Regions from separate parts of the Homo sapiens genome. Here region 1 is linked to region 2. Evidence: chromatin contacts called from ENCODE POLR2A ChIA-PET data. All regions are on one chromosome and are shown on one strand. The core of a region is the stretch at or near the end of the contact, and the rest is flanking DNA. Distances in the headings are between cores, read along the strand shown.

Region 1 (5,665 bases), core at 1,448-3,947, 130 kb after region 2:
CAGGAGGACTGCTTGAGGACAAGACTTAGAGGCCAGCCTGGGCAACATAGCAAAATCCTGGGACAGACACGGTGGCTCAGGCCTGTAATCCCAGCACTTTGGGAGGCCGAGGCAGGTGGATCACTTCAGGTCAGAAGTTCAAGACCAGCCTGGCCAACATAGAGAAACCCTGTTTCTACTAAAAATATAAAAATTAGCTGGGCTAGGTGGTGTGCACCTGTAATCCCAGCCACTCTGGAGGCTGAGGCAGGAGAATTGCTTGAGCCTGGGAGGCGGAGGCTGCAGTGAGCCGAGATCACGCCACTGCACTCCAGCCTGGGTGACAGAACGAAATCATCTCAAAAAAAAAAAAAACAAAAAAAACCATATCTACAAAAAATACAAAAATTAGCCAGGCATGGTGGTGCATGTCTGTAGTCCAGCTACTCAGGAGGCTGAGGTGGGAGGATCGCTTGAGCCTGGGAGGTTCAGGTTGCAGTGAGCAGTGATTGTGCCACTGCACTCCAGCCTGGGTGACAGAACGAAATCATCTCAAAAAAAAAAAAAAAAAAGATTGAAAAGAGACCTCACAGACATAACCAAGTACAATCCTCCCAAAGTGCTGAGATTACAGGTGTGAGCCACCATGCCCGGGATTACAGGCGCCTGCCACCATACCCGGCTAATTTTTGTATTTTTAGTAGAGACAGGGTTTTGCCATGTTGGCCAGGCTGGTCTGGAGCTCCTGACCTCAGGTGATCTGCCTGCCTTGGCTTCCCAAAGTGCTGGGATTACAGGCATGAGCCACCGCACCTGGTTCTGAAAATGAACTTTTAAAAAGAACAATTTGGGAAACTTCAATATAGACTGTAGATAAGAAGGAATTATCAATTTTTGGCATTGTGGTGATAGAAGAAAATACCCTTTCTAAGATGCATGCTAAAGTATTTGGGAGTAAGTTGACATAACACCTATAATTTGCTTTAAAATGCTTCAGCAGGCTGGGCGCGGTGGCTCACGCCTGTAATCTCAGCATTTTGGGAGGCCGAGGCGGGTGGATCACAAGGTCAGGCAAGTTCAAGACCAGCCTGGCCAACATGGTGAAACCCCATCTCTACTAAAAATACAAAAATCAGCTGGGCATGGTGGCACATTCCTGTAATCCCAGCTACTCGGGAGGCTGAGGCAGGAGAATTGCTTGAACTGGGACCCAGGAGGCAGAGGTTGCAGTGAGCCAAGATCGTGCCACTGCACTCCAGCCTGGGGTACAGTGAGACTCTGTCTCAAAAAAAGAGAAAGAAAAAAAACTTCAGCCAAAAAGCAAAAAGGTGGGGAGGTAAAGGGAGGATAGATTAAATACGTATGGCAAACTTGATGGCTATTGAAACTGGTTGATGGGGTCATAGGGGTTTTTATGTAAGTCTGAAAATTTTTATAATAAAAGTGGTTTGTTTGTTTTTTATTTTTTTTTTAACACACTTGCACATCATCTGTAGCTTGTCTGTTTTTTAATGAATGGCGTAGACACTGATGGTGGAGTTCAGACGAGGGTGTAGTAGCAAAGACTAGAACCACTACAGAAAGATTTGCGGGGGAGATGGAAGTGTGCATTTCCTTCCTCCCTTCCTCCCTCCCTCCCTCTCTCCCTTCCTGTGTTACCATCTCCCATACCAGGTAGGGTGCGGTATTAAAACAGCATGGCAGGAGTGTGGGTATCTTTTGGGGAGGTGGGAGATTGCCTGGGGAAGTTGGTGGCCAGAATGGAGAGGAATGTGGGGAATGCCAGGCTGGGCACCCGGCTGGACCTTGTACTGAAGCCAGTGATGAGGCTTCTGTGCAAAGAGAGTGATGCAACCTGTGTTCCAGGCAGATTAATGTGGATAATGCTGGCGTGAGTCCGAGAGGTCTGGTAAGGGGCTGTTACCCAGGTCCAGGCATGAGGAAGGGATAAAAGCTTGCATTGTACAGAAGTGACAGTGACAAGAGACATTTCAGATGAATCAAGAATCAGCAGAATCTGCTGGTGACCATTTATGAAGCTAGTATGGGTGAGGCAAAGTAGTACTTGAACAATGGGATAAATGGCTGTCCTGTTTAATGGAAATAAGGAAACTGAGATGATTTGGGAGATGAGGATTAGGGGTTGATTTTGAACGTGCAAAATGGGTGGAAACAGAACAACCAAGCTGAGATATTTCAAACAACAGATTGTTCCAAACAATAGGCTATTTCAGGGGTGAGATGAGGAGACTCAGAATCAAATAGATCCACTGGGATGAAATCGTTCACCCCGGCCCCTTTCCCATATAAAACCTGATTGAAGTTTGAGGATGAAGGTCTGAAAATGAATCTGGGAAAGTGAGTGGTCTAGCCAAGATGGAACTATGGGGGAGGGTGAGGAGACAAGTTGGTGTCTCCACAGGTGCTGAAGAAACCTCGCTTTTGACATCCTGCTCTCCTGTGACTTTGCTTCCTGTTGTGATAGGAGAACCTGCCCAGTGTTCCATGGGGCATGGCTCTAGAGTCATTCTGTTTACACCGAGCTGCCTCTCGGTTGGATAACTGTGTGGCTGAAGAACGACACGGAGCATTAAGCTAGGCCCCCGAGAGTGGGGACCAGCTCTATTTCCCCTGTCCCAAGTACACAGGATATAACGTGCCCTCCCTGGAGATGTCCACAGGGTGCTGCTGACCTCCCAGGTCCCTGCCTCACAGAACAGGGGGATTCTCTTCCTGTCATGACTATTTAGTTACTGGGCTAACAAACAAGAAAAAGTCACATGGGGCAGGATTTCAAGAGCAGAGTTACTTCAGTTGCCTGTGGAAATAACACCAGGTTGTGCAAGAAGACTTTTAGGCTGAAAAAGGCATGTTAAATCTTGGTCTGATGGTCTGACCATCTGAAAAACACAGCCCGTTTTTTCTTTTTTGGAGCTGCAGATAGGACAATGATGAGACCGTACCTCTCTCATGCCCCACAAAAGACACAAAAAGAGAGAGGCCTGAGTTTTGTGATACCCGAGAAGATTTGCATTGGTTTATCTGAGTCCTCATTTTCAGCAAATGACAGCAAGAGGCCAATAAGACACAAAGGGATTTTTTTTTTCTTTTTTTGCTCAACTGCCTTCCTTCCTGCTAAAAATCTCTCAAGCTCTGCCCATCCCTCTTCTTTACCCCACCCTGTCCCTACCACAAACCCACTTCCTCCTCAAAGTCCCAGCCCTCCCACTAGCACACTCTTTCTCCCCTGCCCCTTCTGCTCCCCTCCCATGGCTGCTAGCTCAGGGGTCATGCCCAGGCAGCCTGATGCAGGCCAGGATTCTCACTTCACTCAGCAGCCCCCAACAAAGCTGGCACTGTCTAACTGGGTCACCTTGGGAGAAGGCAGGCAGGAGTGACTGGGGTTGTGTCCTGAGAGCACGGCCAACATGGCCCTGTCTTGTTGTAATCACTTTCAATATGGCTTCTTATTATCACTATTTACAATATTATGAATGTATGAAGAAGAGCTACCACCAAGTGAGTACCTACTGTCTTCCAAGCATAGTGCTCCACACATTACATGCCTTTTCTCCTTTAATCACCCCGCAAACACATGAAGTAGCAGCTATCACAATACCCTTTTTAAACATGAGGAAATAAGGTTTAGAGAGGTTAAGCAACTTGCCCAAGACCAGGTAGCACCAAGCGGCAGCACTGGGATGCAGATTCAGATGTGCCTAGTTCCCAGCCCCCTCCTCTTAACCATCTTGACATAGGCTTGAGTGGCATTTATCTTGACTTATTCCCACCTAATGAAGTAGGAAGACCATTCAAACAGGAAGCCATCTGGGGTGAGGGGAAGCTGGTCACTGGGGATCTGGGGTCAGACTGCCCAGAAACCATGGGGATCTAGAAATGGTCATCTGCAGAGTAGCCTGCTCTTTCTCAAGGGAGTTGTGGCCAAGCTCTATCTTTGCCAGGCCTCTGGGCTAATATCCTAGTTGGTTTAGTGGTAATAGGGCCAAGGTCACGAATCTGATTCCTTTGTGGGCCAGTGAACTTCCATCCACTCCAGTGTCACAGGCAGCACTCCTAACTTTGACCAACGGTTCTCAACTTCAGACCATTGGATGAGAATAAAAATGGTTTAGGCCGGGCGTGGTGGCTCATGCCTGCAATCCCAGCCTTTGGGAGGCTGAGATAGGGGGAATGCATGAGCCCAGGAGTTTGAGACCAGCCTGGGCAACATAGTGAGACTCCATCTCTGCAAAAAATACTTTTAAAAACAATTAGCTGGGGATGGTGGTGTGCACCTATAGTCCCAGCTACTCAGGAGACCGAGGTAGGAAGATCACTTGCGCCTAGGAGGTCGAGGCTGCAGTGAGCCAAGATTGTGCCACTGCACTCCAGCCTGGGTGACAGAACAAGACCCTGTCTCAAAACAACAACAACAAAAAAATGGTTTAACACAACTCTTTAATTTTTTTAAATAAATAACCCATAAAAGCATGTACTCTGCAGATGGATGGGCAAGAGTTACAACCCTTATATAAAAACTGTTTTCTATTTGCAATAGAAGAGACCTGGTATCTCAGTGAATCCCAATCCCTGAAAGGACAAGCTCCAAATTTACTCCTTCTCTCCCAAAAGGTATTACTGGGAAATGGTAGAAGTGTTCCAATCCAGTTGAGATATCACATTTTAATTGTTTTGAGCTGGTTGAGGTCACGACACACAACGTTCTCATCAGGTGTCTCTGAGACAAAAGCAAAATCTTAATGTTCAGTAACTCAGCACAGATCCAGTACAGGACACAGAACACTGTGGAAATGAATACTATGAGGAAAAGCTATACAAACTGGCCTCTTGTAGAGATGGCTGCAGACTGTAGGGATTGTGAATGATCCCAAACAGGCTCTGGGCCAATGAAGGAGGCAACCTCCACTGTGTACACAGCACTGCAGTGGGCTTGGTGGAGAGCCATGGCCGTCTGTGAACTTTGGCCTGAACTTTGGAGGAGACAGAGCACACATGCATGCATGCAAAAACAGACAGAAACATGCAACCAAAACATTGTGTACGTAATGGTGGGAGGGCAGAGAGACAAAGCGAAAAGAACCAAGTGGATTTAAACAAGAAACAAATATCTGGCTGGGCGCGGTGGCTCACGCCTGTAATCCCAGCACTTTGGGAGGCCGAGGCGGGTGGACCAACTGAAGTCGGGAGTTCGAGACCAGCCTGACCAACATGGAGAAACCCCACCTCTACTAAAAATACAAAATTAGCCAGGCGTGGTGGCACATGCCTGTAATCCCAGCTACTCAGGAGGCTGAGGCAGGAAAATCGCTTGAACTCAGGAGGCGGAGGTTGCGGTGAGCCGAGATTGTGCCATTGCAGTGCAGCCTGGGCAACAAGAGCGAAACTCCATCTCAAAAAAAGAAAGAAAAAGAAAGAAGGAAAAACAAATTTCCAAAAGAGGAAAGAGGGAGAGCATGGAGCTTGGAGCTGAAGATTCCAAGTCTAGATGGAGAGAATAATGTGAGTCTGTGTGTAGACACAGGACCGAGCTCCTAGGGTGCCAGTGGAGCTCCAGGCCTGTGCCCAGGAGAGAACTGGAGATGAGGCCAGCTCTAGTCTATGGCATTGTGCAATGCCAGTTGGTTGGGATGGTTCTACCCCCAATCTATACCAAATTAATTAATTC
Region 2 (5,447 bases), core at 2,314-4,813:
AAACTACTCTAAGCCAATTCAAGCTCGAGCACAGTGCTGATGGAACAAGGTTGGTAGGTTTGGTCCCTATGTGGTCGAGCTAACTTTGTACACAGGAGCTCTTATCTTAGAACCACAGAGTAATCTCAAAAGTTCAAATCTAGATGGAGGTTTAGCATGTGCTGAGTTCAACCACCTCCTTTTACAGAATAAACAGGAAAAAAAAAGAAGCAAGAGAATATTAGTCATTTACTTGAGGTCACATGGATAATTACTGGCAGGGTCAGGACTAGAGCCTATGTCACACCACATATGCAAAGTAAATGTTCTTTTAATGGTGAATCAGGAATATCAACTTTATATATGGAAGAAAGCACATGATTATAATATCTCCATTTTTAAAGATATGAACAAGATAGGCAGCCAGTATTTACTGTCTATCATACACTTGTTCATTTATTCATTTATCAAAAAAACAAATTTAACGTCCACTATGCAGCAAGCACTATGCTAGGTACTATTTACCATAAGGCTCAAATCTTCCTTAAGAAATTACTAACAAAAGCTGACCAGGCACAGTGGCTCATGCCTATAATCCCAGCACTTTGGGAGGCCGAGGCGGATGGATCACCTGAGGTCAGGAGTTCAAGATCAGCCTGGCCAACATGGCGAAACCTTGTCTCTACTAAAAAAAAAAAATACAAAAATTAGCCAGGCGCAGTGGCTCACACCTGTAATCCCAGCTACTCGGGAGGCTGAGGCAGGAGAATCGCTTGAACCCAGGAGACAGAGATTGTGGTGAGCTGAGATCATGCCACTGCACTCCAGCCTGGGCAACAGAGCAAGACTCTGTGTCAAAAAAAAAAAAAAAGTTACTAACAAAAACAAACACATACAGACACAATTTGGTGCCAGCATCTTCTTCTATGGCAATATATTTATCTCATTCTGCATGGATATAGATTCAGATGCTGTCTACACTCAGGGATCCCATTGGCCACAGCATCAAGATCTCTTCATGTCGTAAATCAAGTTGGAGGGAGACAATTTTAAGGTCCTCTACCATCTATGGCCACTTCAATTTCGGATTCATCTTTGATGGGCATGTGACTCTGGAATAGGGCAACTCTAAAAGTTTGAGTAAATACTAGAACTAAACAACTAAACAAGGGAGCCAGGATTCCACACTAAATCCAGACAAAACTATTTTAGGCACCCACACAAGCTCCCAGCCCTGTTCTGACTCTACCCTGTGTACCCCATCGTCTTGCTGCTTCTTTTCCTCAATCCCTGACATTCTTTGCTTTTGTTTGTTTGTTTGTTTGTTTGTTTTTGAGACAGGGTCTCACTCTGTCATCCGGGCTGTAGTACGGTGGTGTGGTGGTGCAATCATAGCTCACTGCAGCCTCAAACTCCTGGGCTCAAGCGACTCCCTAATAATTGAGCTAACTTTGCACACAGGAGTTCTACAGGCCAGGTGCAGTGGCTCACACCTGTAATCCCAGCATTTTGGGAGGCCAAGGCGGGAAGTTCACTTGAGATCAGGAGTTTGAGACCATCCCGGCCAAAATGGTGAAACCCCGTCTCTACTAAAAATACAAAAAAGGCCAAGTGCAGTGGCTCACCTCACGCCTATAATCCCAGCACTTTGGGAAGCTGAGGTAGGAGGATCACTTGAGGCCAGGAGTTTGAGGCCAGCCTGGCCAACATGCTGAAACCTTGTCTCTATTAAAAATACAAAAATTAGCCAGGCGTAGTGGTAGATGCCTGTAATCCCAGCTACTCAGGAGGCTGAGGCAGGAGAATTGCTTGAACCTGCGAGGTGGAGGTTGCAGTGAGCCGAGTTCCTGCCACTGCACTCCAGCCTGGCCGACAGAGTAAGACTCTGTCTCAAAAAAAAAACAAAAAAAAATTAGCCAGGCGTGGTGATGCACACCTGTAATCCTAACTACTTGGGATGCTGAGGCAGGAGGATCGCTTGAGCCTGAGAGGTGGAGGTTGCAGTGAGTCGAGATCGTGCCACTGCACCACTCCAACCTGGGCAACAGTGAAACTCTGTCTCAAAGAAAAAAAAAAGAGAGAGAAGAGAATAGAACTATAGACACATGCCAATGCACCCAGCTATTTTTTTTTTTTTTTTGGTAGACGTGGGGTCTTGCTATGTTCCTCAGGGCACCATGGCCAACTGATTTTTTTTATTTTTTGCAGAGACAAGGTCTCGGGGGCTCTCTTTGTTGCCCAAGTTAGTCTCAAACTCCTGGCCTCAAGTGATCCTCTTGCTTCCGCTGTGATGGTTAATACTGAGTGTCAACTTGATTGGATTGAAGGATGCAAAGTATTGATCCTGGGTGTGTCTGTGAGGGTGTTGCCAAAGGAGATTAACATTTGGGTCAGGGCTGGGCGAGTTGGCTCACACCTGTAATCCCAGCACTTTGGGAGGCCGAGGCAGGCAGATCACAAGGTCAGGAGATTGAGGCCATCCTGGCTCAAGCGGTGAAACCCCGTCTCTACTAAAAATACAAAAAATTAGCCAGGCATAGTGGCAGGCGCCTGTAGTCCCAGCTACTCGGGAGGCTGAGGCAGGAGAATGGCGTGAACCCGGGAGGCGGAGCTTGCAGTGAGCTGAGATCTCACCACTGCACTCCAGCCTGGGCAACAGAGCGAGACTCCATCTCAAAAAAAAAAAAAAAAAAAGCATTTGGGTCAGTGGGCTGGGAAAAGCAGATCCACCCTTAATTTGGGTGGGAACCATCTAATCAGCTGCCAGCATGGCTGGAATATAAAGCAGGAAGAAAAGCATGAGAAGACTAGACTTGGCCTAGCCTCCCAGCGTGCATCTTTCTCCCATGCTGCATGCTTCCTGCCCTCGAACATTGGTCTCAAAGTTCTTCAGCTTTCGGACTCAGACTAGCTCTCCTTGCTCGTTAGCTTGTAGACAGCCTATTGTGGGACCTTGTGATCGTGTGAGTTAATACTTAATAAACTCCCCTTTATATATCTCTGTATCCCATTAGTTCTGTCCCTTTAGAGAACCCTGACTAATACATCCACCTCCCAAAATGCTTCAATTACAGGCCTGAGCCACCGCGCCCAGCCCCTGACACTCCTTGATTTGCACGTAGTCCTCATCCTGCCCTGACTCCATCTGCATCTAGATTTTTCTCCTGGAAAAGCAGGGATTACCTGTAGACCAGGACGACAATGGTATGCTCTAGGTAGGATGCCCAGTCCTACCTAGACATGGACTTAGACTTTGAATTGAGTGATCTGGCACTAAGCCAGGGTCATACTGGACTTGGCCAGCTGTACTGAACCCTCCCTAATCTGGAGTCATTCCCACAGCTGGGCTTCCTGGCGGGTCAGGGTGGGAAGGGATCATTATAGAGCACCACCTATGTCTTAGGCACTATGCTAAATACTTTACATGGATAATTTCACTTTATCTTTACAACAAAGATGCAAGGCAATACTTTTATTATCCCCATCCTAAAGATCAGGAAACTGAGGCTTAGAGAGGTTGAGTAACTTCCCTAAAGCTTGCAAGCGGTGAAGACAGGACTGAACCTAGGCAGTCTGGTTCCACCACACCCCTCTGAGAGCCGAGTTAGCAGGAAGTCATGGGGTGAGCAAGCTCTAGTCACAGCCTCTGCCTGCTTTCCTCCAGCCTGCAATATGCCCAGAGACAGCCATCCTCTGGTGTCTCTATTATTCGTTTGGATGTGGATTACGCTAGTTTTTCCTATGTATGTGGCTTACTGTTTTTAAAAATATATTGTGAGCTCCTTAAGGACAGGGACCGTGTTCCACTATAGTACTGCACACATGCCAAGCAAATAGCTCAGGAAATATGTATTTATTGGGAATCCAAATTGCATGAAGACAGAGATTCAGCATAGAGAACCACAACTGGATCTCAAAGATCTTCTAGACTTCAGAGTCTCATTTTACAGTTGAGGAAACTGAGGCCTGCAAAATAGAATCAGGGCCTTTCTTCAAGGCAGAGCCCTCCCAAATCATTCTCTTCCCCATAGCCCTGGGACCATTGCCAGAACTCTGTACTTATCAACCGAATCATGTGAAGACCTTGATATCCAAAGACTGTAAAATAATTTAAACCCAGTGTCATTTCAGACCAACCAGAGACTAATAGCCAGAAGTAAAGGAGCCTTAGAAATTACCCTGTTCGGCCGGGCGCGGTGGCTCACGCCTGTAATCGCAGCACTTTGGGAGGCCTAGGCGGGCAGATCACGAGGTCAGGAGATCGAGACCATCCTGGCCAACACGGTGAAACCCCGTCTCTACTGAAAAAAATACAAAAAATCAGCCAGGTGTGGTGGCAGGTGCCTGTAGTCCCAGCTACTCGGGAGGCTGAGGCAGGAGAATGGCATGAACCCCAGGAGGTGGAGCTTGCAGTGAGCCGAGATCGCGCCACTGCACTCCAGCCTGGGTGACAGAGCGAGACTCCATCTCAAAAAAAAAAAAAAAGAAAGAAATTACCCCATTCAACTTTCAGGTTGTAAATGAGGAACGGGCCCAGAGATGACAAGTCACCTTCCCATCCTTGTCAGTTGGCCAGTGACTTCTTATTAAATGGGGTTGCCCCTGGCCAGAGGTAACAGAGGCATGCAGGATGCATAGGGCAGCCTTTCCCTGGTTGGGGTGTGTATGTCCAAGTGGGAGTGGGGGTGACTGGCTCCTTCCCCAAGGCCAGACTGCTTGGAGAACAGTGTCCACCCTCCAGCAGAGCCACCCTCCCATGTTCGCCCTCACTCCTCTGTCTCCCAAGCAGTAGAGGCATGGCTGGAACCTGTGGCTGAGCTGGAACCTGATGCCACCACTCCTTCCATCCTTCTCCCCAAGCCTTTCCCTTCCAAGCACCAGCTCTGGCCCAGAGACCAGGTTTGGAATGTCGCATATTCACAAATTCTTTGTTTGTTTTTTTTTTTTTTTTTTGAGACGGAGTCTTGCTCTGTCGCCCAGGCTGGAGTGCAGTGGCACGATCTCAGCTCACTGCACCCTCCACCTCCTGGGTTCACGCCATTCTCCTGCCTCAGCCTCCTGAGTAGCTGGGTCTACAGGCGCCCGCCACCATGCCCGGCTAATTTTTTTGTATTTTTCGTAGAGACGGGGTTTCACCGTGTTAGCCAGGATAGTCTCAATCTCCTGACCTCGTGATCCGCCCACCTCGGCCTCCCAAAGTGCTGGGATTACAGGCATGAGCCACCGCGCCAGGCCACACATTCACAAATTCAAACTTGGCTGCCCTGTGTCTCTTTGGGTAAAAAATACAGAGCTGAGGAAAATAAGTGTCTCCATTCTATTTTGCTTCCCGCAGAAGCCAAGGGCCATAGGAAAGAGAAGTCCCATTGCTTCTTATGGGCTGTATTGGAGTATCATGTGAGCTGGGAGAATTAAAGAAGGCTGTTTTGTCCTCACTAGACATTAATAGTGACCTTCCTCAGGGGGTC

What was found. ChIA-PET counts read pairs that join two places held with the same protein, here RNA polymerase II (POLR2A).
Region 1: POLR2A ChIA-PET joins it to region 2 with 11 read pairs in Panc1. The contact joins two enhancer-like sites. POLR2A ChIA-PET finds 5 or more read pairs at or near these places in 5 of 52 experiments (HepG2, Panc1, activated CD8-positive, alpha-beta T cell and 2 more).

The regions. Positions count from the first base shown.
Region 1 is chr1:212,253,359-212,259,023 of GRCh38, forward strand. All of the region lies in intron 1 of LINC02608 (long intergenic non-protein coding RNA 2608), which reads right to left. Among named protein-coding and RNA genes, the nearest start is that of LINC02608, 29 kb to the right of the region's middle. RefSeq lists enhancers at 2,819-3,320, 2,934-3,113. Within about 2 kb of position 2,698, at least 9 of the 41 ENCODE cell types and tissues checked have a DNase peak (open chromatin) inside an H3K27ac peak, as active enhancers do.
Region 2 is chr1:212,121,813-212,127,259 of GRCh38, forward strand. No RefSeq gene overlaps it. Among named protein-coding and RNA genes, the nearest start is that of MIR3122, 47 kb to the left of the region's middle. RefSeq lists an enhancer at 4,563-5,064. Within about 2 kb of position 3,564, at least 3 of the 41 ENCODE cell types and tissues checked have a DNase peak (open chromatin) inside an H3K27ac peak, as active enhancers do.